3 separate regions of the Homo sapiens genome follow, and regions 2 and 3 are each linked to region 1. Evidence: chromatin loops called from intact Hi-C (ENCODE). Cell type or tissue: PC-3. All regions are shown on one strand.

Evidence for each region. A loop is a pair of places that touch in the nucleus more often than their neighbours do. Peaks named below come from ENCODE experiments on the same cell type or tissue, not always from the same donor. Only the 100,000 strongest peaks of a DNase experiment are listed, where the experiment ranks them.
Region 2: a loop joins it to region 1, with 3 times the contacts of the local background. A loop is called at or near these places in 4 of 110 quality-filtered maps.
Region 3: it touches region 1 in a loop (5-fold over the local background); 6 of 110 quality-filtered maps call a loop at or near these places.

The regions. Positions count from the first base shown.
Region 1 is chr17:55,235,162-55,243,161 of GRCh38, forward strand. No RefSeq gene overlaps it. Among named protein-coding and RNA genes, the nearest start is that of HLF, 26 kb to the right of the region's middle. RefSeq lists a silencer at 3,042-3,511. In PC-3, CTCF peaks have their summits at 3,875 and 4,081 (motif pointing right); a DNase peak (open chromatin) is centred at 3,340; H3K4me3 peaks cover 1,313 bases.
Region 2 is chr17:55,162,349-55,170,348 of GRCh38, forward strand. STXBP4 (syntaxin binding protein 4) reads left to right here. Exons shown (of 18, transcript NM_178509.6): 18 at 1-8,000. Among named protein-coding and RNA genes, the nearest start is that of HLF, 99 kb to the right of the region's middle. In PC-3, no CTCF peak of the experiment used is centred here; no DNase peak of the experiment used is centred here; H3K27ac peaks cover 2,520 bases.
Region 3 is chr17:55,052,182-55,060,181 of GRCh38, forward strand. The region is part of intron 12 of STXBP4 (syntaxin binding protein 4); the gene reads left to right. Among named protein-coding and RNA genes, the nearest start is that of STXBP4, 87 kb to the left of the region's middle. In PC-3, a CTCF peak has its summit at 1,839; a DNase peak (open chromatin) is centred at 4,540; H3K27ac peaks cover 1,770 bases.

The DNA.
Region 1 (8,000 bases):
TCCCCCCTCCTCTCATATAACTAGCCGAGTGGTGGTGAGACATCCTCCATCCTGCTTTTCTAGGAAAGGGTGAAGTTAGGGGGAGCAGAACAGGAGAGGGAGAGCACGGCAGATGCTGTGGGGTGACAGTAACTGGCTGACTGATCTGTGAACACATGTGAAAGACCCTCGGGTATTCTCTAACTGGTTGAGACTTGGAAACAACGAGCAGGTGGAAATAGAGTCAGAGCAATTTAAATACTTACAACGCATCTATATCCACAGGGTGGTGGGGCCTGGGGCACCTGGTTTCTTACATTTTCAGCATCACTTCTCGCTCCTCCAACACAAACACCCGTCCCCCCCCACCACCATGCCAATAGGTCTTTTCTCTAATCTTGAGAACACCCAATTCATTTCCACCTGTACTCTTCCCCCACTCCCCACCCCCCGAGATGGAGTCTTGCTCTGTCACCCAGGCTGGAGTGAAGTGGTGCGGTCTTGGCTCACTGCAACCTCCGCCTCCCTGGTTCAAGCAATTCTCCTGCCTCAGCCTCCTCGAGGAGCTGAGATTACAGGTGCACGCCACCATGCCCAGCTAATTTTTGTATTTTTAGTAGAGATGGGGTTTCACCATGTTGGCCAGGCTGGTCTCCAACTCCTGACCTCCTGATTCCACCCACCTTGGCCTCCCAAAGTGCTGGGATTACAGGCATGAGCCACCACGCCTAGCCTCCACCTGTACTATTTGGCTCATACTGTCCAACTATCTATACAGCCTTTCCCTTCTCCGGTGCTTATTGTATCTTACCTTAGCAATCCTTCAAGGCCCACTCCTATTTGCTATATTTTTTTTCAACCAATCCCTGCCTCTGCTCTCAACATCTGCCACACTGTATTATCATCCACGTAGACATTTAATTGCATGCTGTCTCATATCATTATTTCAGCGTTTCCCAAGTATTTATCTTGCCTGCCTAACTTGATTGTCTTCCCTCTGAGTTCAGGGGCTTGGTCATGAATATCTGCTGTTTTTTCTGTATGAGCCTTTATGCTTCCACAGACAGTAGAAGTTTTTGATACTTATTCGATGGGTAGATGAAGAGATAGAACGTAAATGTGGTGTTTGCACACTTCCTTGTATATAATTCTGCCATAATGGTATCACTGATTTCTCATTATAACTCAAGTAGTTTTGCTAGATTGGAGATAGACTTTTCTGATGTGTTCATGCTCTTACTCCATCACTGGGAAGGTATACAGTAGAGGGAAAATGCAAGTATACTGCCTACATAATCTTCAGGAAGTCAAGAGCTATCACTTCATCCAGTTTGCCACACCAGAAAGAGGGAAATAATAGCGGTGGGAGTGACAGTAATGATTAAGAGGCATTGTGGTCACTTCACACCATCCATAGGCTGTCTTTTTTTTTTTTTTCTTTAGCTCCCCTCAAAGCACATGGACTAATAGAGTAACACAAACGAATTGGCATAATTCCTTCTCCTGCTATTGTTACTAGTTCAAGTGTGGGCACTTGCCCCAACTTGAGGCCAAGAGTATAGGGAGGATGTTTACTTGCTGCTTCTGGGAAGAAGCACTTTTACTAAATGAGACTTTCCCAAAGCTTTACTTTTTTTTTTTTTTTTTTTTTCTTTTTGAGGCAGGTTCTCACACTATCCCCAAGGCTGGAGTGCAGTTGGGATCTCAGCTCACTGCAACCTCCGCCTCCCAGGCTCAAGTGATTTTCGTGCCTCAGCCTCCTGAGTAGCCGGGACTGCAGGCGTGAGCCACCACGCCTGGCTAATTTTTGTATTTTTTAGTAGAGACGGAGTTACACCATGTTGCCCAGGCTGGTCTCGAACTCCTGAGCTCAGGCAGTCTGCCCGCCTCAGGCTCCCTAAGTGCTAGGATTACAGGCGTGAGCAACCGCTCCCGGCCTCCCAAAGCTTTAGATGAAGCTGACACTATGGAAACCTTGGCAGAAGATTAGAAAGAAACAAGTTCCTGATGGCATTGTTTAGCAGGCAAATCGATGTATCCCTGAAATCCAACATCCAATCTGAAGTTAAATGAGCTTTACCGTTCAAGCCACTTAGAGTTGGACTTTTAGTTAACTTGCAACCGAATATAACCGGCACATATGTACTAACCACAGTGATAATAATATCTGCACTACAAACTCACAATCGGGAGAGTAAAAGCTAATCACATATGTGAAACTGCTGTGTCAGCTTTATTATGCAAGTATTTGTTGCTGAGAGCCTCTTGGTTAAGATACTTTCCCTCAAGAGACAGAACTTGAAAAGAATCTTAAAGATGTGGAGGGCTTCGGTTGTTCATATCGGGATTTTAAAAAACGTCTCAACTGTGTATCAGAAAGCTTAAGACATTAAGATTCAAGCTGAACAGAACAGGAAATGCGGCAGATACTGTACATGACAAACTTTCTAGGAGGAAATGATTTACATAAAAGCTGGTGCCCAGCACAGGGTAAGTGCTAAATAACTGTTTTTAAATGTTATTTGGAAAAAAAAAAAAAAAGATTAATCATCCATGGTACAAAATTTAAAAGTTACATAAGTATGGAGTCTCGCGTCTTCCCTGACCCCCACCCCCAGTCATCCAATATATTTTTCCAGAACTAGTCTGATCATAACATATATACATATATAATTTTTTTCCTCACAAATGTCAGCATCCCAGACACTGTTCTGCATCATTTTTTTTTACAAATCACATAATGTATCTTGAAGGTCTTTCCATATCAGTGTCTAGAGAGCAGAGTCTATTTGTTTTTAAGAGCTGCAGACAACTTCAAGTGTGGCCCAACCATAATTTACGTTTCTATGAATTTAACCGGTGTTATCGTTGGACATTTTGACTGTTTCTGGCCGTTTGTGATGTCCAACAATGATGTAATGATTATCCTTGCAGGGACTTCACTTCGCAGGAGCAGAAGCCCATTTGCAGGATAAATTCTGAGTTGCGGAACTAGTGATTTACAGGGCAGAGGTGCAGTCTTTGTCTTAATTTCTGAATTCACGAATGTTGAATGTGATGAATTCGTGGGAAGCCCCGCAGGGAGCCTAAGCAGCTCTCCAGAGGCTGTGGTTGTCACGGATGATGATTGCGGGACCCGCAGACTGAGTCTCCAAGCGCTCCGCCCCGCCGCGCCCCTCTCCGCGGGTCCCACCGCGGACCCGCCCCTGCGCGCCCCGGGCCAGGAGCCCCTAGCTGCAGGACCAGGCACGTGCGATTCCACGTGAGCCTCCCGGCCGGAGCGCAGATGGGAAGTGCGCATGCGCCTACCGCCTGGAAAGTAGGTCAGACTCCTCCTCTCACGTGACCTGCTCCCCTTAGCTACCCTCGGCGCCTCCCCGCCGGGGCGCAGCCGGGATGCGCTCGGCAGCCAACGTGACGGGGCTGGGCGCGGGCGGCTCCGCGAGCGCCCAGCGCCCGCGAGGATTTGCCGGTTCTCCTCACACCCGAGCGCTCCGCTCAGAAGTCGGGCGGGCAAAAGGGAGCGCCTCGGGAAGTATCTGGGAGCCGGGCTGGAAATGAATGGGGCCCGGAAGCGAGCTCAAATCGCTGACACCTGGCACCGGGCTGCGTCCACTTTCATGCTTCCTAAGGCAGTTCTGCCTGCAAGAAGGGAACGCGCATCGCCTTTCAGTAGATCACACCGATCGTTTGCACGTTTGCATTCTCAATTTCTGCACTATATAGGGCAACTCAGACATGAAAACAATCTTTGTAAGAAGAAGTGGAATGCTAATGGTTCCTGGAGTTTTGCAGGAATATTCCACCGGCCCCATTTCTAATCTCCCACTCACTCCCTCCCCAAAGACACTCCTACTAGAAAGCTTATCGGTAGATTTCTCACCTTCCACAAGAGACTTCAGGGGCGCTGCTGCTGCTGCTGCTGCTGCTGCTGCTGCTGGAGGCTGGAGGGGGTTGGGAGCAGGGAACGAAGGCAGGTCTGAATTAGCTGAAGCTAAATTCTATATATCAGAAATAATTTTATTTATTGCCCCATTGCTTTCTGATTTTTAACTTGTTGCACAAATGACAGACTCTGCCTCAGTGAGTTGCAATCCAGTGGAGGGCACTAACAGGCAAAATCATGGGTTACAATGCAGTGGGCTATACATGTTTTAATAGAGGTGTGCCCAGGTGTTATATAAGCACAGTGGTGGGTACCCTGAGTCTTGAAGACTAAGTGGGAGTTAGCTGGCAGAGAAATAAGGCAGAGGGGGTGGAAAGTGTTCCAAACAAAGGGAATAACTAATAGTTACATAATATTTTCCTCTAAGAAGTTTTTACTATAATTGTCTTAGTCATGCATATGGTTAGAATATGTATTGTTTACATTTATATTATTCTAAGACAGTCTTGAATGAACATTGTTGTGCATGAGGCTTCCCCCCTCCACTTTTAATAACCCCTAGGAGTGGGATTGCTATATAAAAGACACAAATATTTTGTAACTTTTGATAAAGTATTGCCAAATTATTTTCAAAAATATGTTGTACTCATTTGTACCAATATTTAGCCTTCAGTCAGTAAATTGCCCGTTATTTCAAATCAATGAAGCCTTATGACATTAACACTTGATTCATTAGAATATGCCAGAAATCATAATACACATGCATTTCTGCTTTATATGACCCATGACAAAAGTCTAATTGAATTCAAGTTTAAAAATGGGAAAATATCGGATCAGTACATTTCATTCTTACAGGGAACACCTAACATGGACAAGGTGGGAGGTGGGGGCAGGAGTGAAAGTGGGACAAACTAAAGCCTCACCAAATGCCTGTCTCTGATTGCTCTTTTCTTACTGTACGTCTAGGGTAAGAGATAAAGCAGCTCACACAAGCCAGAACAAGCAAAGAGGTTTTCACACCCCTCTGCAAATGTCAGAACAGTAGCAGAATCAAAGGGACCTAGGGTTTGACCTCTTCAGAGGTCACTTTAACTTGCAGCAGAAAAGCTGATCAGGTGTTGATGAATTTCTGGAAGCCTGCAAGCTTCCTAACTCAATTTCTGTTGGCATCTGTATCTGCAAGAAGAAAACAATACTGTGACATTAGAACATTTGTGACGAAAGGTAATGTAAGTAATGTGGACAATGAAAGGAGAACGTATCTTGGTTTTGCCTGTATTAAGCTAGATCACTAAGGAAATCTGAAGCATGGAACAGAGTTATAACTTTTCAAACACATGGTTGTAGTTCATACTGCGGTTATTTTCCTAATATCTATCCTTCACCTTGTGTATCAGTCTTATAATTTCAGCTGGTGGGGGGCCTTACCTCCTCTCTCAGTTCAGGGGTTGGGCTTGACCAAATTAACAAATCAGGGTGGTCCCATTGTTTTTTGTTTCGTTTCGTTTGGGTTTTCTGTTTATTTATTTGCCTTTAAAATTTTATTATAATAACATTTAACATGAGATCTACCCTTCTAAAATTTTTTAAGTGTGAAACATTATTGTTGATTATAGGTGCAATGTTGTACGGCAGATCTCTAGAACTTATTCATCTTGCTTGACTGAAACTTTATGCCCACTAATTGGTAACTCCCCATTTTGTCCCCTCCCCAGCCCCTGGAAACCACCTTTCCACTTTTTGAGTCTTTGAATTTGACTATTTTGAGTTCCTCAGATAAGTGGAATCATGCAGTGTTTGTCTTTCTGTGACTGGCTTATTTCACTTAGCATAACGTATGCAAGGTTCATCTATCTCATTTTATATTGCAGAATTGCCTTCTTATTATGGTTGAATAGAATTCCATTGTATGTCTATACCATATTTGCTTTATGCATTCATCTGTTGATAGACATTTAGTTTGTTTCCACCATTCCTCTTTTTATGAGGATTGAAAGAGTTCCTGCAGCAGATGCACTTAGAAGAGTGCCTGACATATATTAAGAGTACATGAAGTATTAGTTGTTGTTACTGTTGTTATTATTAGTGTAACAATGACTGGTTCAATCAGAGGAAAGCCTGGACTTGTTATAGTTACTCGATGCCATCCTTTCTCCTTGGACAGGAATGGAAGAGCAGGTATAACTACTGATGCCCTCTTTCCACCTCGAGAGGATCCAACCCAACCACACACCTGATAAACAGGGAGAAGCAGAGGAAGCTACACCCTGATCAAACTACACTTGAAGCCTGTACTCCCTCTTGACCTTTGAGCTGTTTGAGCTAAATGCATCCCATTTGTTACCTTAATTATTAGAATTGGGTTTTCAGGTGTTTGTCAATGCAGACATCCTGATACCAATGTCTAGGTCTTCATTTTATTTTATTTATTTATTTTTAGACAGGGTGTCACTCTGTCACCCAGGATAGAGTGAAATGGCATGATCTCGGCTCACTGCAGCCTTGACCTCCCAGGCTAAAGCAATCCTCCCACCCCAGCCTCCCAAGTAGCTGGGACTACAGGCATGTACCACCACACACAGCTAAGTTTTTTTGTAGAGATGGAGTTTTGCCATGTTGCCCAAGTGGGTCTTGAACTCCTGGGCTCAAACAGTTCACCCACCTTGGCCTCCCAAAATGCTGGGATTACAGGCATGTGCCAGCACACCTAGCCCAGGTTTTCATTTTAACTAAAGGGTCAAAATGATGACACAGACACTCCATTTTGAGCATGCACTTGTTAAAGAATGGAATTAAATTTCACATCCGTAACAAATGAATAAAACATCCAATGTATTAGTTTGCTAGAGCTGACATAACAAAATACCACTGACTGGGTGGTTTAAACAGAAATTTATAGTCTTACAGTTCTGGAGGCTAGAAGTCCAAGATCAATGTGTCAGCAGGGTAGGTTTCTTCTTAGTCTCTCCTGGCCTTGTAGACAGCCATCTTCTTCCTGTTTCTTCACATGGTCTTCCCTCTTCATGTGTCTTTGTCCTAATTTCCTTTTCTTGTGAGGATACCAGTCATGTTGGATTAGGGCCTACCCCAATGACCTCATTTTAACTAAAGTATCTCTTCAATGACCTTATTTCCAAATATAGCCACATTCTGAGTACTGGGAGCTAGGACTTCAACATATGAATGGGGCAGGGGAGGGGACACAATTTGGTCGATAACATCCAAAAAGGCATTAATAATATCATATGGATTATTTGATACCAGATCTTTACCTTGATACAAATGCTGTTCTCCAAGTTTTTGTTTAGGGGCTAGGAAAGGAAGAGAGATTGAGAATACGAAAGCTCCTCTCTGAGAACAGATCCAGAAAAACAGCATGTAATAAAGATTTGGCTAAGCCCACTCTCAAATATCTGTCCTGGAAGGACAATTCACATTGATGACAGGAAAGCTAATATAAAGATAACTTTGGTTATTTAACTCTTTGTGAGCCTCCGTGAGGATGGGCAACTTTGCTGAAGAATCTGTTTCAGGCTGATCTTTTTTTTCTCCGTTAACAATTCTTAGCTAAAGTTTTGGTGCTTTACTGAAGAATGGAATCTCATTTCTGGACATGGTTGAACAGCTGTTTCTGTGTTCTTTCTAATTTCAGTGAGGCAAGGCTCCAAAAACAAATAGAAAGCTTGGTTTGCATTCTGAGGTTGGCCATTGAATTGAATGGTTTGTACTGCAGGAAAAAGCTGTGTGACATAGAAGTCACTTCCCCACTTTGGGCTCAGTTTCTCTTAATGTAAAATAAGACAGTTGGACTCCATGATTTCCAATGTTGTGTCCATCTATTCACCATATGATTGATTGGAAAAAAAAGTATTTTGATTTCTTTGCTAGTAAAAACTGAGGCCAGGCATGGTGGCTCACGCCTGTAATCTCAGCAATTTGGCAGGCAAAGGTGGGCGGATCACCTGAGGTCAGGAGTTCGAGACCAGCCTGGTCAACGTAGTGAAACCCTGTCTCTACTAAAAATACAAAACTTAGCTGGGCGTGGTGGCACATGCCTGTAATCCCAGCTACCTGGGAGGCTGAGGCACGAGAACTGATTGAATCTGGGAGGCAGAGGTTGCATTGAGCCGAGACC
Region 2 (8,000 bases), 73 kb before region 1:
GTCTTCATTGACTCACTGGCTTGGATTTTAGGGTTAGAAAATCTGAATGTTCTTATGTCCTTCCGTCTCACTTTACTAGAGTGCCCAAGTTGACTCATCCTTACTCACTCATTCCCTCAAAATATTTATTGAGCACCAACAATGTCACAAGCACTGTGCTAAACACTGTGGTGAAGTAGAACAATTGCTAATCATTTCCTGGGTTCCACTTACTCTTGATTTAAAAAAAAAAAAACAACAAAAGAGTTTGTGTGTGGCCAGGACTAAACAGCTGCTTCTTAATTTTTGAATTTTAAAACTAATCTATTTTATTTAAAAAAAATCAAGTACTTTGGAAGTGAATAAAGTAAGAGATAGCCTGTCTCACTTTCCAGAGGTAGCAGTCACTAATACTGTGGTGAGTGATTTTACTCAAAGGAAATCACACTATTAAGCAGCTTGGTTTTGACATGTTATGTTGTGGTCATCTTTTCATGTCAATACATAGATTAATCTTTTATTTCAAATGTCTACATAAAATATCACTACCCACATAACCTATAATTTGTGTGGCCAGCAATTTATTGAACACTAAAATGTTTTAAGTTTTCTTATTGCTAACAATGTCACAGTGAACATTTATATATTCATTAAATCCTTTTCCTCATGTATCTTTGCACTCTTGTGCTAGTATGTCTATAGTGTGAATACATTCATAAATTTCTTGATCAAAGCTAGGTCAAAGTTACATTCATTTTAATTTTGGTACATATCCATAAATTCTCCATAAAAGTAGGACCAACTTACATTACCACCAATAGTGTATGTGAGCCTTATTTTTATGTATGATAGGACTTTTTTTAGTCCAAATGTTCCTATAGATTTTCTGGGTTTTTTTTTTTTTTTTGTCCTTGGAAGAATAACCTTCCTTCCACCAAGTCCAAGAACCTGAGATTTTTAATCATTAGGTTTTAGATTTCCTTTAGCAGCAGAGACTGACTTGCTGTATAGAGGGAAGTCAAGTAGTGACTAACTCACTATATGTCAAACACATCATTACTCTTCTCTTTTCCTACTTTACATGTAATGGTTGCGAGGACCAACTTTCAAATGAGCTAACTTGGGTGAGACGTTCACTAAAGTACCAAGCACAATACAAATGCATCTTCGAGTTCTTTGGGCCTCACTTTCCCTATCTGAATAATAAGGATAGTAATCCCTTGCCTTTTCTCAAACCAGTTCAACTCAGCAAACACTTCCTGAGCACCTGCTACATGCCAGGCAAAATGTGAAATTTGCATGCTATGAGGCTAAATGGTACTGATTCTCAAAACAAGGAGCTCATAGTCTAAAACCATTTTTCTTTCTTTTTTTTCCCCCTAAACAACCTCTTAAAGGGGTAAGAAGTTAGGGGGTTGTTTATTAAGAACCCCTGAAGAGCAACCCTTTACCACTCTCTTAAATTTGAAAAATTCCAAAATAATATTAACACCTCTTGACTAGAAAAGGAAAAAAAAGGAACATGCCGTATGAAGAGCCTCTCCAATAATAAATGCAAAGCAGCTGTCAAAATATAGAGTCAAGTGATACTTTCATAAAGTGTTTGCACAATTAGAAAATGTTATCCTTTTTCTCGGGAGAAATGGGACATTTTTATTTTCTCTGCTAAGTGAAATGCAACTTTTTGAAGAATCAACACGCTTGACATTTTTACAATGTACATAAAGAACTGAACTATTATTAAAACAACTTACACACTCCATTGCTTATAACTTTTGAGAGAATGAAAAGAACCTTAAACAGAATGTGCCTGTGGAGCTTCGCTTTAGAAATGAAATACCCAAGGTGTTTTAACTACAACTGTCTACATGTAATAGTGTGTCTGCATAATGACTTTGTAAATATTAACTGCAATTCTGTATTTGCTTTCTTGATATGACTTTTAACATTTAAACTTATACTGTTTCTGTCTACTTTTTTCAAAAGTTCAATTTTTACTTTTGGGGGTTGGACTGTTCTGAGGGAAAGGGCGATCAGATCAATAGTTCTGTCCCCCATTCCATTCCCCCATCACCCAATTATTCTCTATATCACTCTACCCTGTTTATTTCTTTTTTTTTTTTTTTTTTTTTTTGAGACGGAGTCTCGCTCTGTCGCCCAGGCGGGACTGCGGACTGCAGCGGCGCAATCTCGGCTCACTGCAAGCTCCGCTTCCCGGGTTCACGCCATTCTCCTGCCTCAGCCTCCCGAGTAGCTGGGACTACAGGCGCCCGCCACCGCGCCCGGCTAATTTTTTTTGTATTTTTAGTAGAGACGGGGTTTCACCTTGTTAGCCAGGATGGTCTCGATCTCCTGACCTCATGATCCACCCGCCTCGGCCTCCCAAAGTGCTGGGATTACAGGCGTGAGCCACCGCGCCCGGCCTATTTCTTTTACATTATTTATCAGTTTGCCCTAACCTTGTTTTGTTTGTTATCTTCCTCAATAGTGGGAGTAATAATGGGAGTCAGCTTCGTGAGGGCAGGGATTTTGTCTTCTTGTATTCATTTACTCACTTACACACTTACCGAGAGCTACTAGAGGCCAGACACTTCACTGAGTAGTAGGGATACAATGTGAGATATATGTGTTTCTAGCCCTTGTGTAATTCGTATTCTATGCAAAGGATATACGATTGAAATTAACCAAAACTTTTTCCATTTATTTTCTTTCTCCGCATTCTTTATCAGATATTTGAACTACTGGACCATTTAATGTTCATTACGTTAACAAAGAGTGTGATATCAGAAAGCAGAAAAAAGCATGTTCTTTTGCATTTCAAAAATTTAGCTCCTTGGGGAACTAGAAAGGATTTATGATTTAGGTCAAAGATTTGAGAGCACATATGATGAGGAAGATGAGGCTTTCTTACTCACTGTCTAGGAAATAATTCTCCTGGCTGTGAGAAGGAGAAAAAAGAACAAAAATGTTGGTAGGGCACAGAGAAGGACCTGGGCTTAACCTTCTGGACCAAGTTCCAGGGAGCAGCAAAACCTCAATTACATTTGTCCCCTAGAATGGAAATGATTATGTGGTATGTTTAGGCAGTGGGACCTTGGACAACGCCAGTGAGCTTCCTCCAGCCCAATGTGGTCAACATTGGAGGATTAGATTGATTTCTGTGAACCCAAAAGGATCACAGGAGTAGCAATAACACCTGCTGGACCTGAATGAGGATCTTTTCCATTCAATCCACATGTTCTCTCAATGGAAATCAATTCGGACAATAACATTAGACCATCTTAACCCAGAGTGCCTTAGCACTAGATAAGCCTCTGCTGTGGTCTGGATGTTTGTGCCCAGCCCCTAATTTCATATATTGAAACCTAACCCCCAAGGTACCAGTATTAAGAGGTACGGCTCTGAGGAGGTGATTAGGTCATGAGGCTCCATCCTGGTGAATGGGATTAGGACCCTTATGAAAGAGGCTTCAGGGAACCTGTTTGCCCCTTCTGCCTTGTGAGGATGCAGCAAGAAGTTGCCATCTTTGAAGCAGAGAGCAAGCCCTCACCAGAAGCTAAATCTGCTGGCATCTTGATCGTACACTTCCCAGCCTCCAGAGCTGTGAACAATACATTTATATTGTTTATAAATTACCCAGTCTGAGATATTTTGTTATAGCAGCTCCTGAATGGACTAAGACAGCCCACAGAGTTTAGCAGTGACCCCAAGGAAAGGAAAGAACTGCAAGTTGCCTGAGATTAATGTTGCTCAGGATCCATTTATTCCCTATTCCTGGTGTTTCTTTGTAGAGAGTGCTCCATTAAAGTAACACTTTTGTCCTGTCTCTGCTTCTTCCTTAGGCAGCGATTTACCTAATTGGTGAGTTTAGGATTAAAAAAAGGAATACATCCTAGAACATTTCTTAAATATATTCCCTTTTCTCTGTTTCATGCAAACATGGCTTATTTATTTTTCAAGTCTTTCTCATTTCTTACCTGGATGCTTTCAACACAGGTGATATAGCTTCTTCCTTCTCCACCACACCTGTCCCCATCAATCTACCCATCACATTTCTGTCAGAATTATCTTTCTATAACACAAAATTGCTTCTATTCCTCCCTTGCTAGTCTTCAGTAGTTCCCTAGCACCTTCTACTATCTGAGTCCCTGGCTTTCTCCCTAGCCTCATGTCTTATCACCAACAGTTGCTCAGATATACTGTTTTCTGTCTAGGAAACTTCTCTTGCCCCATTCCTGCATCAGATTTCTTCTCATACATCAAGATTCTGCTCTCATTTTACCTCTTCTTTGAAGAGCTCCTTGACACATGCTGCCTTCCCCATGCCCAGAGCTGGCACTCTATGGATGCCATGCCTGCATTTTTACACACCTGCCCAACCCCACTTCCCACTCAGGAGTGGTAGAGCAAGAACTTCCACCTCAAGAGAGTTGCTGGCCTGTTTGTCCGGACACTCATTTGGTTACTATATTTACTAATTTACTTTTATCTACTGAGCTGGGTTACTGAGTCTTAGAGGCTTGAAATCTGGTTCTACCTTCTCTTTCTCCATGTGGTAATGAAAACCGGAACTCTGGTTAAAGCTAAGTGGTCTCTCTCACTGTGGCTGTTCCACTCAACATCAGTAGCTAGGTGAGTAAATCAGGTGGAGGTGGGAAGGAAATGGGAAAACAGAATACTGGCCAGGATGGTCTGTTGTTTCTTATCTGTTGTTGGCTTTGGGGTATTTTATTCTAAAACCCTAGAGGCTGAGAAGGTTAACTGGAAGGCTTCCAACTCTGAAATCCTACCGCAGTCCCCTATTGCTGCATACCTTTTAATAAAGTATCAATCACACTATATATGTAATTAATTTGGATAGGAAAGTAGGGCATGTGTCATCTCTCCTAGTAGACTGTGAGTCCTTTATTACTGACTCAGAGTCCATATATTATTTTTTATTTCTCATGCAAGACATGACACAGTAAAATCTAATAAAAGTTTACAAAATAAATTTAAAATGTAACATTAACATAAAAAACTCTTTTAGCTGTTTCCTGCTTCTGGCAGGGAAACAAAGATTGAATTAAGAAGGAAATGAGGTGGGGGTTTAAGTAAGCATGTCTGTACTAACTAGTTCCACTAATGTGGGAACAATATAATGGATTTTGCTGAAGAAGGAAGTGTATGCTACTTAAGTTGGGCCATAAAACTCACAGTATGATCGCAGTAAAAGGATTGTAAAGCACATACTCACACATTGTTGATTTGCCCAAGGTTCTGAAGAAATACCACAGAATGATTTTGGTATAGAAGGGTAGATAAAGCCTGAAACCAAAATACAAGGTTAGTGCATTTCAGAGCAGCAGCAAACTTCTGTTCTTATGGGTTAATTAATCATGTTACTGAAGAATTGATTTGGCACAAGGGAGCTATGTATTGCCACAGAACTCTGAAATTGCAGAAATTATCTCATCTATAAGTAACCCCACTGGAATTGCTTGACTGTTCTGTTTCACAGTGGAGAAATTCATCTTTCATCAGCACACACGAGAAGAGACAACAGGAAGACAAAACAAATTGAGTAGATAATAAAGTTACCTTATAGGAATAGGTAATATAGACAGGTAAGGTCAGAAATTTCTGTGGAATGGAATATGAAAAGATGTTTATGAGCAGATTCTATTTCTTTAGGCAGTTTTATCATTCAGAGAAGTAATCTATGCATTTAATCTAATGCCAGCTTTTATTTTTCTTTGGTGATTACCACACAAAAATAAGAAGTTGGCACCAAATTAAATGCATGGATTACTTCTCTGATAAAAGTACTCGATATAAGGGAAATTTGAAGGAAATAGAATGCATACATACACACACATACACTTAGTATATGTGTGTGTGTGTGTGTGTATATATATATATCTGTGTGTATATACACACCACACACACACACACACACACGTATTGGAGGAATAAGAAATATTTAATAAAATCTACACAATTTCAAAAATATGACCAAATACTGGTGGTTCCTCATTTACCAGTAGAACTCTCTCTACAAATGGAAAGTGAGAAGTCTATGAAGTTACCTTAGTTTTTCCAATTAAGACTGTTCATTGATTGTATTTCTTCTGTCTCTATAAGTACCATATTCCCAATTAGTATTTCATCAGTTATAAGACCCATCATTATTTTGTGTGTAACTGAAAATGAAAAAAAGATTTAAAATATGACTTAGTAGTTAGAATTTTTATCTTATACGCCTTTAAGTAAATACAAGAGAACTGTTTCAGCATAGATTTTTAAAAATCATGTGTGTAAAAGAGAATGAAATATTAATTATGATATTTACAAAGCTCTGTACATTCAGAATTGAACTCTTTCTGCATCTCTTTTTTGAATCAGAGTTGTCATAAACCACAATTTTTCACGGTAACACCCTCTCTGCCATCAGGATAAATAACATTTCTTAAAGGAATATTCTACTGCAGTCTCTGAGATTTTTTTCCCTGTCTTAGACATCCATTCTACAACTCTGATGCTGGCACATTTTTTATCTTGGCAAAAGGACTTAATAGAAAAATTTTAGATAACAATCAGGATTCATACTCTTCTCAATAGTCCTTAAATGGTTTATTGACCAAAAAGTAAAGAAGTAACAGTCCAGTCATATCATGGAAAGAACAACCAAATTCATGCATGCACAGGCAAAGACAACCATATCACTATGACCACCTGGCTGACAGTAACTGCAGGACATCAATTATTGTAAGACACTTCCTGTAATATGTTTAATTCCTCTGACATAAGGATTTATGTGAATTAGGAAGTGGCCCAAGGGTGAAAAGTAATAGGGAAATAGAGAAATAGAACCGATCCAAAGGAAAGGGGGAAAAAAACCCACAAAAAGTGTGATGTCAAGCAAAGCCTATTCTGGAGATGACTTTGGTTCACTCCCACGGGAGAGCCCTAGAGACAAAAAGGTTCTACAGTAGGTTCAAGTCAGAGGCCAGAGAACCCAGAGTATTTATACCTCTGCACCATCAGTTATTGAATGGGGGTGGGGGTGGGGGTGGGTGTAAATTTCCAGGTGCTTCCAGCCTGCAATGCAGTCAAAGCATGTTCCTGTAGCCTGAGGACAGCCGTCCAACAAAGAGGTGCAGGTGCTGAATGTTGAGAGTGAAAGCACAGGGAGCTGTCATGCATGAGAGTGGTAGAGGGATCTGAAAGTGCTAGCAGTGCCTATTATACATCCAAATACTAAAGACGCTTAGATGTGAAAAATGTGTGTCTTAGAATCGATAAAATATGGTATAGAGAATCAAGTCTCCTTGTTCCTGGTTTATCTCATAGCATACTTAAAATTCAGCTAAAGATGAAATGCCTTAACAAGTGAAATGGGCTTTCTGAAAAATTATTTCAATCAAAATTGTGTTAAAAGCTATTTCTAAAAACCCTAACATGAAATACTTAGAAGAGATCAAGTGGTTTGTCCCTGGACATTCAAGCAATTGAATGTCTAAACAATCCAAGACAGATAATTTTGTAGTATTTACTGTGTGAAGTGAACCTTTAAGGCTGTGGACAATGCAAACTCCCTCATGTACCTTGCTCCTTGCCAATTTCAAACAAACCTTCTCACCTATGATATAAGGCTTCCTTAGAATTATTGATTAATTATTTAAGATACAATAAAACCAAAGTATTTTTAAAACACAGTAATTATGTTAGTGCAGGTACATGACATAGATATCCTCAAATATTCTTAGGACATCTATAAATCACCACAAACATTCTGGAAAGCAGTCTTGGAACATCTATCAAAGGCCTTAAAAATTTCTTCTTCTGTGAATTTATCCTCACAAATGACCCCAAGTTTAGACCAAAATAAAAAAATGCTTAAAAGGCTTATTAAAGCATGATTTAAAATAGAAATGATTGCCTAAATTCCTGAAAACAGGGGAATGTCTAAATAAAATATGGTATCTAACATGATAGAAAATGTTTACTAATGTTTAATGATACCAAGAAAGTATCACAAT
Region 3 (8,000 bases), 180 kb before region 1:
GAAATGACAAATTTCAGAAATGAGGAAGGGTAAGTAAAATATAAGCCTGGAATATCTTAATATGCCAGAAAATAAGGACGTGCTCAAAATGACAGGGGCATATCACAGGAACTAGCTTGAAGGGGCTTCCACTGGCCAAATATGGAAGAACTTGAGTACCAAAATAATTTAGTACAGTAATGTATTGCAGACTATAGAAGAAATCGTAATTCACGGTATCATTCGTAAATTGATTAATTAATTAATAGGGAGAAAGGAGTACTTTTGCCTATAGTAGGATGTTGAATACTGACTGGTAATTGCAGAGAAGCTGCTAGATTTGGAAATCAGTATTTTATATCTATTTTAATAAAGACTTGATCAGGCACAAATCATTCAATGCTAAATTTAGGGAAAAATTTTGATGAAGAGCAGAATATTTACATGGTTTTAAAGTATCTCTCTACAAACTGCTTATTAATTGCAAGGGGGTAAAATAGCAGTTATACAGTGGAGAAATCAGAAAACACCTTGACTAAATGTTGCTAAATGTGCTAAATGTTGATATCACCAATGAAGAACATTTGGGCATTGTGTGACTCCAAATATGATGCCCAAAAAATGACTACAACATCACCTGTGTAATTTTCTGGGCGAGAATGTGTAACCTGAATCTAACCATGAAGAGATGTCAGGCAAGCTCAAAATGAGAGAAAGTTTTGTTTAAAAAAAAAAAAAAAAAAAGACGTGTATGACGTGTGTGTGTGTGTGTGTGTGTGTGTGTGTGTGTGGGTTGTATTCTTTAGAAATGTCAATGCTATTTTCTTAAAAAAAAAAAAGGTAATAAAAGTTTACAGGTTAAAAGATGCTAAAGAGACGTGAAAACTAAATACAGCATCTGACTCCAGACTGGATCCTCTACCGGAATGGGAAAAATGCTATAAAGGATATTATTGGGTCAGTTGACAAAATTGGAATACAGATGGTAGATTAAAGCATTGAATTGATGTTAAAATTCCTAAATTTGTTAACTGTACTGTGGTTATATAAAAGAATATCCTTATTCTTAGGAAATATGTGGTTATATAAGAAAATATCCTTATTCATAGGAAATATTGGAGTTTTTAGGGATAAAGGACCATGATATATATAACTTACCCTCAGATGGTTAAAAAAGTGCATGTATATTTATATATACATGTGTGTTATTTATACACATATATGTAATTGCATTGTGTATAAATATTACATATATGAATAAATATGTGAGCGAGATTGAGAACATGCAAAATCTCAGCCACAACCACTTACTATCAGTGGCTTACAAGAATATATTGTTTCTCACTCATGAACATGTTGGCAAAAGGATGAACCTGGGGAATTAGGTAAATCTGGGTAAAGGATATGAGGATATTCTTTATACTATTCTTGCAGCTCAACTGAATATTTGAAATTATTTCCAAAGTCAAGTTTTTTTAAAGTCCTCTATTTTCGGGCCAATTTTCGGACCCTCATTTTATTAAATATTTTTGTACTTTAATTGATATGACTTTTTAGTGCTTTTCATTCTGTATCTTTTATACCTCCATGAGTTTATATGGCCAGATCTTTTTACATTTTAGCGTTTGCATCCTGAAAATGGACATTTACAAATCTTTCTTGTTAGTTTTTATATGTAGGATAAATTAGGGGATTTTTCTCCTAACTTTACATTTTTCTTTTCTCCTAAAGGCTTGGAATATATAAACTTTAGAATATCAGCCATGATTGATAAAATAATAATTGTATTAAAGGCTGATGTAAGATGTGAATCTAAGGAAAAATAGCAGTTTTTTTCTTTTTCTAGCAGTACCTACTTTTTCCACATGAGGCCCTCCTGTATTTATTTCTGTGAAAGGATTAGTTTCTGTTATTAAGAAAGGTCATGTCTGCATGAATAAGTAATCTAAGGCTAATTTGTATTAGAATTTAATAAGACAAAAAAATGAATATATGAAAAAATATATAAACAAAAGAGAGAATCTTATATGGTTCACAGTGAATTGGCCAAACACAGTGGCTCACGCCTATAATCCCAGCACTTTGGAAGGCCAAGGTGGGTGGATCACTTGAGGCCAGAAGTTCAAAACCAGCCTGGCCAACATGGTGAAACCCCATCTCTACTAAAAATACAAAAAAATTCGCTGGGCATGGTAGCACATGCCTGTCATCCCAGCTACTCGGAAGGCTGAGGCACAAGAATCACTTTAACTTGGGAGGTGGAGGCTGCAGTGAGCTGAGACTACACTGCACTCCAGCCTGGGTAATAGAGTGATATTTCATCTCAAAAACAAAACAAAAACAAAAACACAGTGAATTGGCCTAAGGATAAGTGCAGTAGATAATGGGGTTTGGAGTTATACCTTTGGTTTATACCCTGACCCTGCTCCTTGCTAGCTTTTGACCTTTGTCAAACTACTTCACCTTTATGGGTCTCAGCTTCCTCATCTGCAAAATGGGTTTGATAATGGGATCCTTCACAATAACATTAGAGGTATTAAGATAATACACATAGATGATAATGTGTATAGCACATACCACTCAACAAATATTACAAATAATAGAAGAAAAAATATTAAGAGGTGGAAATGATTTGTATTAACTATTTAATAAAGAGGAGGAAAATGTAATTTTAACTGAGGGCATAAGGGGACTTTTCATAGATAAGGTGGCACGTGAGCTGACCCAGACACAGAAAGGCAGAGCATTTCAGGCTGAGAAAACAGCATGAAAATCATGGCATAAAAGGGGAAATTTGCTTGTGTTTGTGGTCAAAATAAACCTTTTCTATGCTAACTTTAAGTTATTTGTTAATATATTTCTGTCTTCATGTCTGAAAAAGTGTTAATAGTACCTACCTTACAATTTTTTCATAGGACTTGAGAATTTAAGAGCCTAAACCTGTCAGGAATCTAATTTTGAATACTAGTTTTGACATGTATTCTTTTATCAACATCACTATCAAAGGCCCAGGAACATAAGGGAAACACGGAAAGATGAAGCTGTTAGGAAATGACATTTGGGTGGGTGTGTTGGGGCCTACACATATAAGCAGTTGAATACCAGCCTAAGATCTTAGAGGACTGCCATTTAAAATATTTGACAAGGAGAGAAAAATGAACAACTGTCTCCACGTATAATCTGACCCCACTCTTTCTTTCATACTCCATAACCAACTTGTTGGGCCTACTTTTTAGAAATCACAGAATTTTGCCACTTTTCACCACTTCCATCAGTGGTCTAAGCCGCCATCAGGTCCCACCTGTGTTGCTATTATAGCTTCCTACCAGATCACGCTACTTTTACCCTGCCTCACTCCCATACTGTCTAATCTGAACAAAGCAGCCAGAAATATTGTTTTAAAACTGCACTTAGAACTCTCCAGGACTTTCCATCTCAGTCAAAGTAAGGCAGAAATGCTGCAAGTAGAAACCTCCAAGTAACTGTTAAAGCCTATGAGGGCCTACATGACCTGCTGTCCTTTCCCCATCCTAACACTCCTTTTAAAGTACCTCAGCTCTTTCCACACTTCTCCCCTCCACCCCTTTACTCATTCTCCAGCTCATCTGGTCTCTTTGCACCATCTTTCCTCTGACCCTTACTGTGTGTGGAGGAGTTTCTTTTAGTATAACTATTACTATCTTACATCTTAAATAATTTACTTATGTTTTGCTCTTTATCTGTGTCCCCCAACTGGAGGGTAAGCTTCATGAAGACAGCTATCTTGGATTTGTTCTCTGATTTATCTTACAACAATAGCTGTTATTAGGTACTCAAACATTTGGTGAATGGATAAAGGGATAAATGGAGGATATACTTTAAGGTTAAACTGACAGCAAGTTGGGAAGTAACCGAAGATCAGATAAAAGGCTGTTGTAATAGTCTAGAACAGCAATGTCCCTTAGAAATATAATGAAAGCCACAATATATTGCTATATTTTCTAAGAGCTACATTTTTAAAAAAGGAAAAAGAAACAGGTAACGTTAATTTTAATATATTTTATTTAGTTGGATTTATCTAAAATATTACTTTAGCATGCAGTAATATTTTTAAAATTCATTATGAGATATTTTTACTTTTTTATACTGTATCTTTGAAATCTAGTGTTTTTAAAATTTAGAGCACATCTCAATTTTTACACTGAATTTTCATTGGAAATACTGGATCTGTGCTTAGATTTAATAAAATTTACAGTTGAAAAAGTAAATTCACATACTCAAATTGTTCCAAACTTATTTTAAAAGTTTCTAATGACTGAATTGAATACCAAAAATCTTTTTCTTTTAATGTTTACATCCACACTAACAAAACTATTTTATTTTCTAAGAAGAATTTGTTTTTAAGCAAGATCTTTTCAAAGCTACATCTGTTAAGTACCGTCACTAATTCTTGTCAGCTCAGTATTATTAGCATAAAATTCAAGCCTGTGAGATGGAGGCTGCAGTGAATTATGATCATGCCGCTGCACTCCAGCCTGGGCAACAGAGGAAGAACCTGTCTCAAAAACAAACAAAAAAACTGGCCAAGCCCAGTGGCTAATGCCTGTAATCTCAAAACTTTGGGAGATCTGCCAAGGCAGGCAGATCGCTTGAGCCCAGCAGTTCCATTCCAGCCTGGGCAGCATGGAGAACCCCCGACTCTACAAAAAATATTAGCATCAAATTCAAGGAGTATTACAAATAACAAAAGCAACTCTAAATTTAGCAGTATGAAGAAAGCATACTTCAAAATTTTTTCAGTTTTCATAGCCAATTTATGTAACACTATCAATAATTAAGATCTGCATATTAGCTTATAGTAGAAAAATAGGTAAAGTCATTATTTTTTATTTATATTATGAAAAAGTTCAATTTCACTATAAACTCTTATACTTATCTAGCTTCATAAACTTTCCTTTTCCTTGTAGTTTGTAGTTTAACTCATTTACATGCACTGATATTAGTGAGAAAATGTAAATCACACTGCCATTTTCTTTTGTCTGGTTACTGAATAATAGATGCACCTTCCTTTTGTTTAAGAAAACCTTTAATTGGAGTTAAAAGTACAGAAAATCTTCGTAAATCTCTTTCATAACTCAGCCAAGAAGTATTGGCAAATAACATAGCATCAGAAAATGTATTGTCCTCCTTTTTTCTTTTAACAGTTTTATAAACTACTGATGACTCAATTTACGTGCGTATACTAAACAGTGTTAGCAACTGTATCTATGATGCTTTTCATAAAATCAGCTTGAGAAAACTAAGCACAAATATTTTCAATATGTATCATACAGTGGAATAAAACAATAAAGCAGCCTCTTTCTTCTTTGAAAATGTCAATACATTCAAATTTGGTTGTTGTTGTTGTTTCTAATTTTACTTTGAGTTCTGGGATACATGTGCAGAACGTGCAGGTTTATTACATAGGTATACATATCCCATGGTGGTTTGCTGCACCTATCAACCCGACATCTAGGTTTTAAGCCTTGCATGCAGTAGGTATTATCTTTATGCTCTCCCTCCCCTTGCTCCACCGCCCGACAGGCCCCAGTGTGTGATGTTCCCCTCCCTGTGTACATGTGTTCTCATTGTTCAACTCTCACTTAAGAGTGAGAATATGCAGTATTTGGTTTTCTGTTCCTGTGTTAGTTTGCTGAGAATGATGGTTTCCAGCTTCATCCATGTATCTGCAAAGGACATGAAGTCTTTTCTTTTTTATGGCTGCATAGAATTCCATGATGTATATATGCCACATTTTCTTCATCCAGTCTATCATTGATGGGCATTTGGGTTGGTTCCAAGTCTTTGCCATTGTGAACAGTGCCACAATAAACGTACTTGTGCATGTGTCTTTATAGTAGAATGATTTATAATCCTTTGGGTATATACCCAGTAAGAGGATTGCTGGGTCAAATGGTATTTCTGGTTCTAGATCCTTGAGGAATCGCCACACTGTCTTCCACAATGGTTGAACTAATTTACACTCCCACCAACAGCGTAAAAGCATTCCTATTTCTCTACATCCTCTCCAGCATCTGTGTTTCCTGACTTTTTCATGATCGCCATTCTAACTGGCATGAGATGGTATCTCATTGTGGTTTTGATTTGCGTTTCTCTGATGACCAGTGATGATGAGCTTTTTTCATATGTTTCTTGGCCGCATAAATGCCTTCTTTTGAGAAGTGTCTGTTCATATCCTTCACCCACTTTTTGATGGGGTTAATACATTTAAATTTTCGATGCAACATAGCTGGAGCACCATTTATCATGATGAAAACTTGTTTTTTATTATCTACCTGAAACTTTTTTGACAGATGTAAAAGGGTTAAAAATATCTACACTGCAAGTTTGATTTTTTTAGGCTGCAAATCAACATTTTATCATAAGTTTGGACACCCTTTGAGGCAGTACATGCCTGAAGGATGAATTTGGTAGTGTCTCTTGCATGATATGGCCCACTGAAAGCTATTTTAATCAATTGATCGTTGATATTCTTAGAAAGTTCTTATAGTCGATGGGCATTTGTTTTATTACTTAATTGAATATCCTCCATTTTTTATGAAATACGTTTCCCAGTATTTTTATCATAACTGAAATTACTATCTCAATCTAAAAATGGTTTTCTTTTTTGTGCAAAAATTCTAGCCATTTTATAGTTACAAATGTTGGACATTTACTTCTGGTGACTAATTTTATTTATTTATTTTTTTAACTGCTAATACGAAACTTCTTATCAAATTCACCATTAATTTGCAAAAATGGCTATTAATATTGCTCACTTTATATATATTTCAAAATTTTCTTCTACAGTAAACACACTTTTTGCAAATTGCAATTGCATTGTTCCAGTAATATTACTAGCTAATTTATCTCCATTTTATTCTGCATCAGTAGTATGTCTTCACTTTACATTTAATTTAAATTTAATTTTGTCCATACTTATTTTATGGACAAATTTTTACTAAATACAAAAAATAAATATAGCCTAATAAAAATAAGTATTTTAATTTAATTACTAATATGATTTACCTAGGTATCATTGTAACTCAGGCTGATTGCATAAAATATTCAGATAAGCCTACTGTGTGTACATATTGGTGTGTAAAAAAGGATTTATAATTAATTAATTTTTTGACACTGGCCACATCAGTTACGTGTTTATGTATACTACTCAACTGACTCATGTGCCTGACACAGACATTACAGTTCAACAATAATATCTTAAATGATGCAGTGATTACAGTGAGTTAGAGTTCTACCAAAACAGTAAAGTCTTGTTTTGTGAAAAAATAGTTTACATTTCTTGAGTTTTTAAACTTAAATACAAAATAATTATAATTAAATTAAAAATTTGGTTCCTCAGTCAACTAGCTATATTTCAGGTGCTCAGTAGCCACATATAAGTAGTGGCTACTGTGATTGGACAATGCTGATCTAGAACTCTACATCCTTTCTACTCAGAGTGGTCAGCAACAGGAGAAATATCAGCAATCAGGAACTTAGAAATGCAGTCTTAGGTCTCATCCCAGATCTATAGAATCAGAATCTACACTTAACAAGTCTTCAGGTGATTTGTTTACACCTTAAAATTTGAGAAGCTCTTGTCCAGAAAATAGGCAATGGAGGATTTAACTGGGTAATCATAATAGTAATATACCAAAAAGGTCTATGCAGAAGACACCATGAGGATAAAGTCCACCAGATTTAACAGTCATAAAATGTGCAGTAATAAGGAGAAACAACAGTCAAGTCTTTGTAGTTTAGTGACTGAGAGGCTGTAATGATGCAATCAACAAAATAAGATAAATGAGATTGAGGGTAAAGATGTGTGGATTCAGAGTAGTACTTAGTATATAGTTTCCAGTTTAAACAAAAATAATTAAAAATACATGTATACATCTGTGTATACAAACCCACATGCATACATACTGAAACACCATTCATTTCATTAACACCGTAAAAAAACATAGACTACCCAAAATCAACCCTGAAAGTGTCCAATT